Regions from separate parts of the Homo sapiens genome. Here region 2 is linked to region 1. The links are chromatin loops, found by intact Hi-C in ENCODE. Cell type or tissue: GM12878. All regions are shown on one strand. Region 1 has its middle 49 kb from the start of MIR4329. Region 2 overlaps LHFPL1 (LHFPL tetraspan subfamily member 1).

What was found. Hi-C counts contacts between places; a loop is a spot of excess contacts. Peaks named below come from ENCODE experiments on the same cell type or tissue, not always from the same donor. Only the 100,000 strongest peaks of a DNase experiment are listed, where the experiment ranks them.
Region 2: it touches region 1 in a loop (5-fold over the local background); 3 of 110 quality-filtered maps call a loop at or near these places.

The regions. Positions count from the first base shown.
Region 1 is chrX:112,729,173-112,734,172 of GRCh38, forward strand. No RefSeq gene overlaps it. Among named protein-coding and RNA genes, the nearest start is that of MIR4329, 49 kb to the right of the region's middle. In GM12878, a CTCF peak has its summit at 2,821 (motif pointing left); no DNase peak of the experiment used is centred here.
Region 2 is chrX:112,640,341-112,645,340 of GRCh38, forward strand. All of the region lies in intron 3 of LHFPL1 (LHFPL tetraspan subfamily member 1), which reads right to left. Among named protein-coding and RNA genes, the nearest start is that of LHFPL1, 37 kb to the right of the region's middle. RefSeq lists enhancers at 1,208-1,257, 3,726-3,775. In GM12878, a CTCF peak has its summit at 2,200 (motif pointing left); DNase peaks (open chromatin) are centred at 1,214, 2,202 and 3,521; H3K4me3 peaks cover 248 bases; H3K27ac peaks cover 3,118 bases.

The DNA.
Region 1 (5,000 bases):
CTGATATAGTTTTCCATTATTACTTACTTAGCTCAGAGATATAAAACTGAAGGGATTCTTAAGGGAAATGTATATTAACTTTTTCTAGAGAGCTTTAAAAATAAGAGAGAATCTCATTGTACATGAAGAATCCTGTCACAGTCACAATCAGAAGGGAGTTTGTTATACTTTAGAGATCATCTGATCCAAGCACTCATCATATAGATGTGAAAATAGTTGACAAAATTTAAGTAACTTATCTAAGAAGTTAGCAACAAAGTAAGGACTAGTATCTAGGTCATTTGACTCATTGTATTCTTTCCGTCAAGCACATAACAATATTGGACTCTACAGTTGCTTGCAGGTCCTGCTGTCTAGCCAGCCACAGAGGGATGTTAAATAGCAAAATGTTATTATCCTTATCCTGACACCAGAAATTAGTGGAAGTTTGGACATATATTATACGCTTAATTCAGTATCAAGGTTTGGGGTTCACACCCATCATTATTTTCTCACAAGTAGTGAAAGTGAGGCATCTCTGTTAATTTAAGTCTTTATTTTAATTATTCTGGGGCTACACTTTGCCTGTTTTCTTCAGAGGCAAAAGAAAAGGCCCCCTGGTCCACTAGGGTCCAAAGCGTAAGCTTGTCCAAAAAGTCCATCACTTCCCAGGGCTTCAGTTTCCTCATATGTAAAGATAGATTGTTTAATTAGATTAATCAATTTTCAGTTTGAAAAGCAGTTATTTAGTACCTACTCGGTGGCAAATGTTGTGCTAGACACTCGTGCTATATACCAACAGGAGACCAACAAGCCCCTATCTCTGTTGAGATTAAAAGTCCAGTAAGGAAGCAGACACACCCATTATATTACAAGTGTAGCTGTGTTACCATTTGTGCAATAATAGCAATATCTACACGGTGCCACAGAGGAGACAATAACCACCGGTAATGTGGCAGATTTCAAAAAGCGGGTAATGTTTTAGCTAGATCTTGAAGTATGTGTAGTAGTTTCATAGGTGAAGAATTTGCAATAGAGCATTCCAGGCAGGAGAAACAGCATTCACAAAGGTAAAGAAGCATCAAAGTGCCTGGTAGGTTTGGGTAATATCAAGAAATTTGAAGTGACCAGAATTGAGAGTGTCTAGTAATGGTAGCAGTTAACATTTATTGAGCATTTCGTATGAACCAGGAACTGTTCTGTAATCAGTAAAAAAAAAAAAAAAAAAAAAAAAGAGAGAGAGATATTTTGCTTTCTTTTAAAACTGATAGTATTTTACATTTACTCTACATCTCAATTAAAACCAAACACATTTCAGATGCTCAAAAGCCGTTTGCAGTTTGTGACTGTTATATTGGACAATCCAGCCTAAGTGAAACTTTTTGTTGTGCTCTAGTGTTTTTGTTATTGTGGTTTTTGTTGCTCTTTTTTCGTTTCGTTTTGTTTTGTTTTCTGTTTCTACAATCACAGTTCACATGGTCATCCAAGGTGATTCCCTGTGGACTCGGAAAACTCAGAGATTCCCTAACCAACCTATTATGTAGTCTTAAAATGTACTACCCTTTGGGTCAGGTTAATTGACCTTTTTCTGGGCTGCTTTGGAATTTTTGAGCTTATCCAGTAGGCAAGTGAATGCATTATCTGTGCCTCAGTATAAGCTTAATAGCAAGAGATATGCAGGTGATTACTTCATCAGCACATAGTGGTAGTTGAAACCATGGGAATGGATGAGGTCAGCCACAGAACATGTGTATACACTGCAGAATGAGAAGACAAGTGGACTGAGGGTCTCAGAGAAGCAACCAACACTCAAGGGGAGAGCAAAGGAAGAGAAATGGTCAAAAAATTAGGAGCAGAGCCAGGAACAGAGTGGTATCTCAGGAGACAAGGAAGGAGAATCTTTAAAGACAGGAATAGGCAACCATATTGAAACTTCCTTTGCAAAAATTATAACAGTGAGAAAATTATGGTAGTAAAGGAGATCTGATCTAACCAACCCCTCATCTTGCTTTGAGCCTTCAAGCTGCCCTTAATTATTCCTGGCCTTGGGCCAAGCTAACTTCGGGATACATTTAGTTTATAGTTTAAATAATAATAGCACTTCCTCAAAATGCAACTGCCTTTGAAAAGTTAAGGAGAGACCACCAGGCTAAGAGGATAAGAGGAGCCTGAATTCTGCCAAGGTATTGACATAAATGATTACTCACCATTATTCCAGAAGCTACAAGATATGCAACTTCCCCAATTACTCCTGCAGATAACATAATTATTGTAGAACCTAAGATTGGCCTTTTGAGATGTCTTTTCAGGTTTGTTGCATGTCTGATAACCAATGGCTCCACCTGGACCTGCCAACTGCTCCTGTGGTCCCACCCAAAAGTGACTCAGTGGGCATGAGAACCATTTCTTATGCCCCTATGATTGCATCCCCAACCAACTGGCAACAAGCACCCATTGCCTGGCCACCCCACCTCTCTTCCCCCCAACTATCCTTGAAAAACCCTAGCCTCCAAATTTTCAGGGAGGCTGATTTGATTTAGCCAGCTCTACATGTGTGAAACTCTTTCTCTATTGCAATTCCCCTGTCTTGATAAATCGGCTCTATGTGGGCAGCAGGCAAAATGAACCCATTGGGTAGTTACAATATCAACTGCTGTAGAGAGGTCATGATGATTAAGAAGTTTATCAGCTCTATCATTATACAATTCCATAATCATTAGCGAATGTGTTTTTAAAGAGAAAAAAGTCAAATGTGTTAAAGAAAGTAAAGATGATGTATCCCCCATGAAACTGCCTGCATTAAAATTTTCATTTTAGCTAAAAGCTCCCTCTTGTGTCCAGAATGGAGATTTTCTTGAGAGTTGATGAAAAGGCTTTAAAAACATCTGCTGATGTATATCTTTCGTAATATTCTTTTGTAATATTAATTTTTGCCAATAAATATGTATTAATTTTATAATCAAACAGAAACAATATAACGAAATTTTTAAAACAAGATGGTGTTTTTGCTCTAGACTTAGGGCTTCTGTAGAAAGTCATCATGTGAACACAAAAAATTCCAGTAAGTATCTGATACCTTTTTCAAAGGAGTAGCGAAAGTTCTTTGAGAGTCAGTAACTTCTGGGAAAGACTAACATGTTTAACAATCAGCTCAGGTGATTCAGATTCATACTACAGTTTGAAAACTATGTCTTTATGCCCTCAAGCTATCATGTCTCCACTAAAAGTAGAAAAGAAAAAAGTCCTCCCTTAGAAGAATCCAGCAGATCTGTAAGGCTGACAGTCCAGACACAGAGAGTAGAGTACCAGTGGAAGTTGCCGGAAGCAGAGGCGCTAGCTTTGTTTGTTTCACTGTTGGAGGCTCTGGGAAATTAGGGAAAGAACAGAGTCCTAGGAAGCTAGAGGACTAGGGGCTAATATCAGCTCTGCCTCTAAATGGCTGCATGTGTAACCTTGCACAAGGCACTTCCTTTTCCAGGTCTCAGATTTTCCTTTGATGGGACCCTTCTAATTCATGATCTAAGAGTCACACCACGAAAGAGGCAAGACTGTAAAGCAGGCAATGTCTCCCATCCTCTCATCTTACCTGTTTTCACGGCTACTATCCCCATGGAAGCCCAAGGTCCTGATGCCACCCACCCTAAACTGTTGAGTACTCTCTACTTCAACACCTTGTGCAAATGAAAAGCAACTTGGACCAGCCTCCTCCCCATGTTGAAGTGTATCTGGCAAACAAGAAACAGTTAACAGTGGTCCAGTGGTTACATTTTCAAAAGGATCTAAGGGTTGTTGCGGAGGAGGGAGTAGAGACCTTTTGTTGTATACTTGTTGTTAGGTATGGGTTGAGTTTTTGTTTGTTTGTTTTTACCATGTATACATTGTATGTGTACAAGTATGCATGTTCATATATGGGTGTTAAGCAACAACATACTTTGCCTGCCAATTGAAATTCCTTGCTCTCATAGCCAAACACAGTTGAGAAAAGTGAATTCCCAGTGAGTTTTTACTGATACCATACAATGGTAGAATAATATATACAGTCCAGGAGCATTGCCATTGCTACATGGGACTCAAACAAATTTCTTACGAAAAGGAGTTTATTTGACATTATGGGCTAGTTACCGTGCTAGGTCCTAGAATGAGAACCTAGGGTGAGCTGATTCCAAAGCCTGTCTTATCTTCATTATATCATGTATTTTTCTTGACTCCACAGTAAGGAATGGAAAGGCTGTGGCTAAAAGAAAGATCACATATTTAATGCATTGCTGAGTGGAGAAACAGGGAAAAGCAAATTAGGTAGGTGTGGAGCCTGGGGACACTAGTATTCAAGTTTTCTTCAGTGGTTCCTCTTCCTTATTTCTCCCTCTTCTTCTTTTTTCCAGGTCTTTCATTTCTTCACCTTTTCTTCCCTTTTCTTCTCCTTTTCTTCCCTTTTCTTCTTTTCTCTTTTTGTCAAAGACTGTAAAAGAAAAATTTCTCTTACCCTCATCTCCTACAAGCAGAGATCAATAGAGTGGCAATAGCAATAGGGACTTAGCGCTGATTAAGGTTGATGTATTGGGTGTGGTAGCCTATAGCCTCGCAAGGGTATAACAAGATCACCTCAACTGATCAATTGAGGTCTTGCCTTGGATGTGAGCAAAGCTGTGGTGCATTAAAGAGTAGCAGTTTCATAGGGAGAGGCAGTTAGGGGTAGGTTACTGGAACATTGACTTGAGTTTTTATTATTATTATTGTTATTCTACTCAATTTAATGATGTACTAAAAAAAGGTACGTGAGAACAAAGGATTCTATGCTCTACTTATGAAAAAGATCAAGGGTTACATTTGGATTGGACTGTTACTACTCACTAGTGATTGGGAAGGAAACAGCTTCATGGGGTTTAGGACACATCTGGGCATTAACCATTACAAGTACAAAGCACACACAGAAACAAAAACAGTGCATGTCAGCAACAATGCACATTGTCTCTTCTCTTTCTCTCTACCCTCCCTTTCTCTCTAGTCCTCCTCCTCTTTCT
Region 2 (5,000 bases), 89 kb before region 1:
GAAGGGAAGAAGGGCATTCCCAGCAAAGGGAGTAACACATGCAAAGTTGCAAAGGGGTGGAGGAACATGGTATTTTCGAGGTGGCTGGGCAAGAGAAGAAGACAGGGTGGTGATGGAAGTGATAGCCAGAGTCCCTGTAGGCCTTGCTAAAGAATCTGGACTTTATCCTGAAGGCAATGGGGAACCACTGCTAAAGAAGGATAATGACATCAGATTTGCATTTTAGAAACATCAGTTTGTCCACAGGATGGGAGATAGATAAAGGCGTTGATGTGCAGTACCTTTGTGGAACAGGGAGAGAGAGAGTCAGGGGCTATTTTCAGTAACCTAGATGAGAACTTACATAAAGAGAAGGAAGATAGATTCTAGAGTTCTCATTGTGTGTCTTAGCGTAACAACAGTAATTTACTCCTTCTGACGACACTACACATTTGTGATTGACATCATTATGGCTGCTTTTGTTAGATTCCATCTGTGTGTGTGTGTGTGTGTGTGTGTGTATGGATCATGTCTCCTCAAATTAACTACAGGCTTGTTGAAGACTATATCCTTAAATTCTTTGTAGTTTTTACAATGCCTTATTCAGCATCTTGAATACAGTGAATGTTCAGAATATGCTTTTTGAGTGACTGTTATTAATTTTTGACATAATCCTTGAACATTCAAGAATGCTAGAAAGCCAGACCCAGTGAGCTGATTTACCTCAGGACTCAGAAGTGCATGTTCCCTCATTCTAGCCATTAAATTAGCCCCATACCAGCAATGCCAGCTTTGAACATTAGCTATTTCCATCCATGCTTTATCAGCCAACGGATATACACCACAGAGACTTTTCCAGGTCCAAGGTTCCTGGGTAATGACAAATGCCACAAATAATACCACCCAATATGAGTTTAGTACTTTATCATTTTTAAGGTATTTTGTGATCCATTATCTCATTTATTTATTTTTCATTTGTTTTATTCATTCGTCAAGTCCCAGCCAGAGGCAGGAATTATTATAGAGGAAAGAATCGAACAGCCAGATAAAGTGTCTGACCAAGGTCCCCACTTAGAGAAAATAGAGACTGAGCCCAGGTCTGTGTGTGCTCAGGAAGTCAGTGTGGTACAGGGAGAAGAGTCTGGGATGAGAGTTACAGGGAACTGTGCTAGAAATCACGTCCTTTCACAAAATGAACCTGTGAGGCAAGCCATTTCTCCTTTCTGTGTTTCAGCTTCTCCGTGAGTAAAATGGAAGTGATACCACCTATCTCACAGAGCAGCTCTGAAGGCCAAAAAGATGACACATACAAAGCACTTAGCACCATGCCTAGAATAATTAATACTTCTCAGATCCTCTTTATCTCAGCTCAACACACTCCCAACTGGTCCAACAAGTTCCCAAAAGTGTCTGAGAGAGCTGTAAAATACAGATTCCTAGGCTCCACTCCAGATCTACAAAATTAGTATGTCTGGGGAGAAGGCCCAGATGATTCTGATACACATTTCCATGGGGAACCACTGGATAGGACCATATCATTAGCCCACATCAGTCTAACTTTCAGAGGAAAAGCAAGAGGAATCCACATTTTTTGGAAACCTACACTGTGCTTGATGCAGTGCTAGCAGCTTTCACTTGAAAGATACATTTGTCTCTTTCTCATAATTTCTCACAGTTCACCAGGGTGAGGCTAGGTGACAATGATTTGAAAAAGTTATATGACACAGAACACAGATATAACATATATTTTCATCCCTGTAACTCTAGCCTCGCCAGGGAATTGCTCCTGGGATTACAGTTGACCCTAGTTTTCCTCCTGGTTCCTGCGTTTGAAACCCATTTCACTTTATTAAAAAACCTTCTATATTGTCCAACCTATACTAATAACAATAGTAATACTATCAGTTAATGTCAGGCCAAGCAGCTCATGCCTGTAATCCCAGCACTTTAAGAGGCCGAGCTGGGCAGCTTAGATGAGTCCAGCAATTTGAGACCAGCCTGGGCAACATGGTGAAGCCCCGTCTCAACAAAAAATATTAAAAAAAATAAATAAAAATTTATATTTTTTGTTGAGACGGGGCTTCACCATGTTGCCCAGGCATTAACTGGAAGAAACAGAAACAAGGAATTAAGTGTGTTCACATTCTTTGATCTAAGGACTAGAGGCAGGACTGAGAAAGCAGCAGAGAATGAATTCACCTGACTTTACTGCCATCGTGTGGTCGTCTCATGCATAGACAACTGGCTCACAATTCTGCATTCATTTTTCCAGTCATTGAGCCTACTAGGCCCTCTGCAAGGCAATGTGAAAATAAGGCCAATTGAATCAGAAGACCTGACCTTGAGGCTATTGTAACAGCCTTGCTTTCCTCTGGAGTCACCAAGCTGGAAGTCACCTTAGTCACCAACTACTCCAGGGGTGAGCACCTCATTCTCATGCAGACTATGTCAGAAAAGATAGAAATGTTTATAAGCACCGTCATTATTTTTCTATTCAAAATGAAAGTAGCTTAGTGGCCTATGGGATGTATAGAGTCTCATTACTTTAAGCACCTCACTATTTTTAATAGAAGATGATCAGTGAGAAAATCTAATGGTAAATTAGCTTTCTAATCTGTTATGCCTTGTACCTGTAGAGCATTGTTTTCATAAAGCACATTTATCTGCATGTTGTCATGTTATGGCCAAAACAATTTTGGAAGGTAGGTATATTAGTCCATTCTCATGCTGCTATGAAGAAATACCTGAAACTGGGTAATTTAAAAAAAAAAAAAAAAAAAGCCGGGCGCAGTGGCTCACGCCTGTAATCCCAGCACTTTGGGAGGCTGAGACGGGTGGATCACGAGGTCAGGAGTTCGAGACCAGCCTGACCAACATGGTGAAACCCTGTCTCTACTAAAAATACAAAAATTAGCCGGGCGTGGTGGTGCATGCCTGTAATCTCAGCTACTCAGGAGGCTGAGACAGAAGAATTGCTTGAGCCTGGGGGTCAGAGGCTGCAGTGAGCCGAGATCGTGCCACTGCACTTCAGCCTGGGCTACAGAGCCAGACTCCGTCTCAAAAAAAAAAAAAAAAAAAAAGAAAAAGAGGTTTACTTGACTCACAGTTCCACATGGCTGGGGAGGCCTCAGGAAACTTATCATCATGCCAGAAGGCACCTCTTCACAGAGCAGCAGGAGAGAGAATGAGTGCAAGCAGGGGAAATGCCAGATGCTTATAAAGTCATCAGATCTTGTGAGACTCGCTTATTATCATGAGAACAGCATGGGGGAAACTTTCGCCATGATTCAGTTATCTCCACCTAGTCCTGCCCTAGACACGTGGGGATTATTACAATTCAAGGTGAGATTTTGATGGGGACACAGAGTCAAACCATATCAGTAGGTATTATCATCCTCACTTTAGTCGTGGGGAAACAGGTTTAAAGAAGTGAAATTACTTATCTATGGTGATACAGTCAGATAGCAACAGAGCCACCCTACAATTTGTTCGTTCCATTCAGTGCAACACTGAGCATGCCAAGCACTACGGACGTGCGGTTGAAATCATGTCCTGTCACAAACTTAACCTCTGGGGCAAGTCATCAAACCTTTTTGAGTTTCAGCTCCCCATGAGTAAAACAGAAGCGATACCAACTACCTCCTCACAGAGCAGCTGCTTAAGTTGCCTTTTAACTGACTGATTCCCCCACTGCCTGCTCCAGCTCAGCACAGCTTCTTCTCTGGCTGGATACTCCTCTCTGTGTGGGCTAGATGGGCAACTAAAAAATCTTAAGCAACACCTAAGCCATGGATTTTCAAGGACTGCCTGCCAGGGCATTCTAGCTGATGCTGCAGGAAAATTGTGAGGGGCGGATGGCCTCCTATGGATGAGTTGCTTTGGACAATCCCTTTGGCCAATCTCTGGCCCCTCCTTCCATGGGTGGGTATTACTTTCTTTTTTTTTCTTTTCCTCTATAACTTAATCTTGATGGGGTGGGTATTACTAAAAAGCTCCTCTCCTCTAGAAGGGATGCCTTAAGTAGATTGCTTTAGTTTTTATTGTACATTTTTAACATATACAATATGATGTTTTTATATACCTATAGTGAAATGATTACTACAGTCAAGCAAATTAGCATATATTTCTCCTGTTTGTGTGTGTGTGTGTGTGTGTGTGTGTACACATTAAGAGGACCTGATATCTGCTCTTCTGTTATTTAAATACAAAATAGGTAGACGTGAAATTAGATCAAAGACCTCACCATAAAAGTAGGCATATCACAACACAGGGAGCTAGGCATGTATCTGGGGCCTCTGAGTACTTATCGATCTAGTCCAATGCTCTCTATGTGAAAACAAGGAAACTAAGGGTCAGAGTGCCAAAGTGAGGTGCCCAGGCAAGCTTAGGAAAATCAAAACCCAGGTGCCCTGATACCCTGGCCATGGTTGTTTCTACCACACTTTGATGCCCTGCTATGGGCATGGAAATGTATTAGACTGCTTCTTTGTGCTGTGGTGAGCACAAGAAAACAAACTGTCCATAAAGAAGGAAACTGACAGAAAGAAAAGGTAACAGGAAATGCCTGGAAACTGAACCCACAAAGGTCAAACCCCAAGTCACCATAAAAGGCTTTGAACTGGCAAGAATGAGCAGAAATGATGGGAGAGCAAAGGAAATGAACCTCCAGGAGAGGAAACACAGGGAGCACACACATGGCTTTTGGGTAGCCTCTACTGCAGGCCTTTGCCAAGTGTGTGTTGGAGGGGGTCCCTCCTTCCCTCCCAGAAGCCAAGTCTGGGGCATCCCCTCCAAAAAGGCTCTTGAGACCTAGGCTGCTACTAATAGCAAGTTACATATAATGCAGCCTATTGTGCTTTGTATGTGTCTATACTTCACTTAATCTTCTCATTAACCCTACGGAGAGAAATACTATTACCAATCCTCATTAATGGAGGCTTGCACAACTTGTAAATGGTAAGGCTCATATTTGAACCCAGGTCATTCTACTATTAACCTGTGCATTTAGCCTTCATGCTGCA